2 separate regions of the Homo sapiens genome follow, and region 2 is linked to region 1. A link is an interaction called in ENCODE POLR2A ChIA-PET data of the cell type or tissue named here. Cell type or tissue: Panc1. All regions are shown on one strand. Links, peaks and the distances in the headings refer to the core of each region. The heading gives the core; the rest is flanking DNA.

Region 1 (3,029 bases), core at 277-2,776:
GAATTGAATATTTTTAATTATTGTAGCAAGTAATTGAATTTTATTTTAGCTTTCTTGTGTACCATAAATTTTGACACTGGTACTTTGAAGAGAGTTTGCAGTTTCACTTTGATTTCTTCTTTGTTTCAGGAGTTGTTACAGAGAGTTTAGAATTTTCCAAATGGCTGAACTTCTATGAGTGTTGTTTTTGTTTTTGCTTGTTAATTTTTAGTGTCATGGTACTGTATTATGGAGCTCCTGGGACCTGTACTGTTTTGAATTTATGGAACTTTTAGAGCCTTCCTTGTGGTTAATATGGAGGCATTTGATGTTCTATTGCCAATTTAGCAAAATAGCAAATTGTGGAGTGTGATACTCATATATTAGATAAGCCTTACTTTATTTTTCAAGCTGTCTGTTTCTTACTACTTTTGCTTACTTAATCTGCCATGCTTACGAGAGATTTGCCAATTCTTCCAGATCATTTTTCTCTGTTTGTCTTTTCAGGTATTCACTGTAGCTGTTTCTAAATGCATTTTATTCTGTGTTTGTGTTATTCTGTGTTATTTGACTTAAAAGTGTAATATAACTACAGCTGGGGGAGGGGTGCTTTCCTGTAATCCCACTTCTTGGGAGGCTGAGGCAGGAGGATTGCTTGAGCCCAGGAGTTTGAGGCCAGCCTGGGCAACACAGAGTAAGACCCTGTCTCAAAAAGAAAGCCCCCCCCCCCCCCACACAAAAACAACCAACAACCCAGTGTTAGGACAATTACATCTTCTTTGTGAGTTCTACTTTACCCTTTATGATTATAAGATAGCTACTTTTTTTTTTTTTTGGAGATGGAGTCTCACCCTGTTGCTCAGGCTGGAGTGCAGTGGTGCAATCTCAGCTCACTGCAAGCTCCGCCTCCTGGGTTCACGCCGTCCTCTTGCCTCAGCTTCCCAAGTAGCTGGGACTACAGGCGCCCACCACCAAGCCTGGATAATTTTTTGTATTTTTAGTAGAGACAGGGTTTCACCGTGTTAGCTAGGATGGTCTCCATCTCCTGACCTCGTGATCCGCCCACCTTGGCCTCCCAAAGTGCTGTGATTACAGGCGTGAGCCACCGCACCCAGCCAACTACTTTTGTTTAATTGCCTTTTTTGACCACACATTAAACTTTTAATGGTATATTTTTTCCATGTTGCTTTTGTTTGTACTTTTCTGATATATTTTTCTCTACGTGTCCAGCTTTTCCGAGTTCCTCAGTCATAGGTGTTTTTTTTTTTTTTTTTTTTTTTTGCAGAGAGCAAATAGTCAATTTAATTTTTAACCCTATCATGGAGTCTTTTTTTAAATAAGTGAGTTTATTCCATTAATATTTATTTCTGAAACTGACTTACTTGGTCTTCTTTCCTAATTAAAGAAAAAAAAAACTTTTGTGCTTCCTCGCTTTTTCTTCTTTTCTCTTTATTGGAATATGAATTATATTTCTTGTCCTTTAATTATTAAAATCAGAAAGCATATAGAAAGCATATAATGCTTTTGCTTCCACTAGTGGCGGTATTTATAATGTTTTCTTAAAGCTGTATTAATGTATCAACATCAGTAGTAATACAATTTGACTTCCCCTTTGGGAAAGAAGTTAGAACACTTCTATTACCTTCCTCTTCTTTCCCCATCTCCTCCCTCTCCCCACATTGCTATTGTCATTCCTTTTTTGGCTGTTGTTTTTTAGTCTATTAGTGTTAATTTTTAATTTTTACATGACATAGTTTTTATTTCAAGACAGGTAAGGATCGCATGTTTATTTTATGTGTAGATCACAGTTATTTGGATGTAATTCTATTTATATTTATTTCCTTGCTTACTGGATTTAGTGATCATTGCCGGATTTTATTATTGCTTTTTCTGCCTGTGAGGCCTTCATTTGGAGCCATCCTGTTTGACCGGATGACCTTTCCAGGTTGCTCTTAAAGGACTCTGGTGAGGACACTCGTCCTTATGGAGGAGCTAGCCTGAGCTAGGTGAGAATCCAAGCAGCAGAAAAGTGGGTCAGAGCCCAGGAGAGCTAAGGAAATTTCATATTGCTGAAGCCAGAGGTGCATACACCTGTGTGTTCATGCGTGTGAGCGCACGTGTCGCAAGTGCATATGTGTGTAAGTGTGCCTGAGTGTACGTGTATATACACACATACATGCATATGTGAATATACACACGTGTAAGTGCGCCTGTGTATAGGTGCACGTTTGCAAGTGTGCCCGTGTAGTGAGCCTATGCAAATGCACACACACATGTGCAAGTGTCTGTGCACATGCCTGTCAGGGATGGCAGGGGTGTCTGGGTGGTAGCCAAGAGCTGATGTTTGAGAAGCCGTTAAAGACCACATCATCTTGACTGTGAATTGTCTTGAGGAATATGGACTCCGTCCCAAGGGCAATGGGAAGAGATGTTGTGGAGGGTCCCTCAGCCAATCTGCAGCAGGGAGGAAGCGTCACAGGCCAGGGACGCTGACCAAGGGACCGGCAGGAGGTTTCTGAAGGGAAGATGGTTTGATGGTTCAGAACAGGAAGAGGATGGAGCTCTGGGCTAGATTTGTGACTGAGAAACTGGAGCAGAGTGCCGTGATTCTGACTTGGTTCATGCTGGAAGGTCTAGAGTCTGTAAGACTTGGTCCATCCACTGGATGCGTTGAGAGGGAGGGAGGGTGCAGGGCAGCTGTTGTATCCTGGGTAGGACCCTGCAGGGACACAGTCCTAGTGGGCGTGATGTCCTGGAATGAGACATCCAGGGTAGACAGTTTGGGTGGGGCCGGAGTCCCAGAACAGCTTCCATCTGCTGTGGGTGTCTTGGGGACACCTGCAGTAAGATAGGGATCTTAGGGTGTTTAGCCTCCACGGACTGGCAGCATGACTGCATGCTGGACCCGGCTCCTGGGGGAAGTCGGCTCCAATTCTGGGATCTCCCGTTCAGCGATGTGACAGGATCTAGCGTGACGGGATCTAGTGAGGCCCCGACTGGTGCCTGGCTGAGGCCCAGCTGTCGTGTGTGGAGTGTTTCCACCAGTGGTG
Region 2 (2,764 bases), core at 1-2,500, 590 kb before region 1:
TTTCTTCATCTATTCCTAAAGCAAAGAGGAAAAGGGGTGGAATGAAATGTGCTCAGATCCTGAGAACTCACTATAGGTCGAAGGAAAAAGGAGTGATTTTGTGGCTACTAAAATACGCATCCCTTTCCCCAAGATCAGGCCACCCTGTAGGTTACAGACAACATTCAAGGCAAACAGGCTTCCTGGCCACATTCCCTAGCATGATCTTTGCTTATTTATGGAAAGGCCTTTCTTTATATTTCAGCTGTTAGACAAGATAATTTATGCCGATTTTTTTTGTTCGTGATTAACTTGCTCTTTTTCAAAAGTCCTTTCTTTTCTACAATTCCATCCTTCTTGAGCAAACACACATAAAACAGATTTAGTGCTACCGACTGTTTCAATATCTTAAGCGTCCATGAAAATCAACATAACTCAAAGGCCCAGAGACTGAAAGCAATGAGGACTCCTTTACTAGAAAGGAGATAGGCAAGTGCAAAAGGGACTCAGTGCTCTGCTGATTTCTGCATACTTTATTATGCTCTTTATAGGAATTTTCTTGGAGGCATGTCTGAGCATAACTCACCGCCTTCAGGTACTGGGGTTTCCATCCTCAGTGGCAGAGGAAGAAGAGGAAGGAGTTGAAGGCAGCCGCGTCCATGACTAGGAGCAGCAGCGTGCACTCTGGAGAACACTTAGGGTTTCGTAGAATAGACAATCTATGAGTTTGAATGGGATGTCCCAGCCTTGATGGTTTTAAGAATAAATCTGCCTATAAAACTCTAGAATAAAAATTCATTTAGATGATCTCTTTACTCATACATTTCAGCTACATATATAAAGACGTAATAGAAAAGCACGAAGACAAATGTCCAAATTTAGGTTTTACACATAAATAAAAGTGAGTTCTAGAATGATTTTGGCTAAGCCTACTGTTTTTTTAAGCAAACATCATCTTTATCATTATTCCCCTAGCTAATTGCTTTTGAGATTATTCGTAACGATGGCAGCGGTTCTGTTACCATCAAATACACACATACACACACACACACACACACACACACATATGTATAGGTATATATACAGCATGGATACAATATAACATAAAAAGGTCTTCTATACTTAGCCCTTTCCTTACGCTATCAAGATGATATCATTCCTGAAGCCCTTCCAAACGCAGCCCTCCTTAATCTTTTCCAAGAGATACTGAGTTTAGAGAGTTATTACCTAGGATTGAATGTGAAAACTACTGGAAATGATGGAAATGCAGAATATTTCCATCATTTCACAAACGTGGGTTGTGTTTTGATAGGAAGAGCAATACTTCTGCCTGTTGTGTTTACTGAGGTGTTCCCAGGTCCTTGGACACCGGAGCAAGGCTCGCATATCTGCCGAATGAACTTAGCTCCCACATTCCAAGCCTTTCTGCCCGTGAGTGTGCCGAGGAAGCAGTTCTCAAGAGTCACCTTCAGGCCTTTGCAGCTGATGCCTGATTCAGGTTGAGTCAAAACCAAGGGGGAAGTGGGAGGAGCTTGTGGTCCAGGCATCCTCATTTCATCCACCCTAGGGGAGGCTGGCCCAGGAGGCCTCTGCACGCATTATTTAGCAGCAACAATCCCAAGTGATGCCGACCTGGAAGGGCCTGTTGAACTGTGGGGCTTTTGCTATTGACCTTAATAATTTCCCATGCCTGACCCTTTCCTGGGGCACACAGAACTCTACTCTAAAGGCGCAGAGTGCTGAAGGAAAAGAAACTAAAATAATCTTGGCTATTAGTCTTGGCTGTATAACCTTGGAGGCATATATGCAATTTCTTTTAAAATTGTAATGTATAAAGTGACTCTAAATGAGAGCAGCAGCTCCCACCTACTTTAGGAAAAGGTCTTTCCTTGACATGATAGTAAATCCCATCAGTACGTTGGGAAACCATTCCTGATGTCCCGTGAGCACAAGTCACCGTGATCGTGTGATGGTCATCTCTAGGTTCTTGGCAGCCGTTTCATCCACGCATCAGAAGAATGAGCGAGGAATGTGAGAAATGGGCAGAAAGCCATCATCCTTAGCTAACCACTCTGCAGGACACGCATACCTAAGATCTCTGTGAACGTCGAAAGGCAATAGTGTTGTATTTCAGCTGATAAGAGAGTCCCCGAGTTAAGACTGATTGGCGCATTGAGAAGTTTGTGCCAGGTGCTGACTCTGGCACAGGTGCTATTGCTATGGTTCACACATTGAGTGCTCAAAACCACAAACAGACAACTAAAACCACGCAGCCTTCCTCCTCGTCTCTGTGAAGGCCAAAGCCAGTCATTCTCTTAGCAATCCACTTTGAAGTTTTATTTGCCCTTCATGTTCTGGTAAAAATCTCACCAAAGGATTGTTTTCAATCTAAGTAAATAACTCGTTAGAGCACACTTTCAAATATCTTCTGTGATTTGTTTTTTTTTTTTCGACAGCTTTCTGGTTATGCTTAAGACTGTTTTGCCTAGTTACAAAAGGAGGAAGAAAACACTCTAAGGCACGACAACCTAGAGAACTGGGCGTTGTCCAAGCTTTGGGGAAGCAGGCCATTTTTCAGTAGACCAGTTGCTGCTAAGCGTTTTCTGACCCACACACCCACAGGTAGTGCACACACTGTCCTCCTCCTTAGAAACCAGGCGGGAAGGAAGGCAGGAGTCAGTCTCCACCTCTTCTCCCGCCAGAGTTGACTAATCGTGGGGCTAAACTAAAGGCAGGCAATTCAGTTGAGGTGAGCGAAGTCTTAGGTCTCCCTAAATTATACTAA

Evidence for each region. Peaks named below come from ENCODE experiments on the same cell type or tissue, not always from the same donor. Only the 100,000 strongest peaks of a DNase experiment are listed, where the experiment ranks them.
Region 2: POLR2A ChIA-PET joins it to region 1 with 14 read pairs; 1 of 35 experiments calls an interaction of 5 or more read pairs at or near these places.

The regions. Positions count from the first base shown.
Region 1 is chr18:76,471,587-76,474,615 of GRCh38, reverse strand. All of the region lies in intron 1 of ZNF516 (zinc finger protein 516), which reads left to right. Among named protein-coding and RNA genes, the nearest start is that of ZNF516-AS1, 19 kb to the left of the region's middle. In Panc1, for the core only: no CTCF peak of the experiment used is centred there; no DNase peak of the experiment used is centred there.
Region 2 is chr18:77,062,177-77,064,940 of GRCh38, reverse strand. The region is part of intron 3 of MBP (myelin basic protein); the gene reads left to right. Among named protein-coding and RNA genes, the nearest start is that of MBP, 69 kb to the left of the region's middle. RefSeq lists enhancers at 1-222, 1,638-1,727. In Panc1, for the core only: no CTCF peak of the experiment used is centred there; a DNase peak (open chromatin) is centred at 1,500; H3K27ac peaks cover 1,340 bases.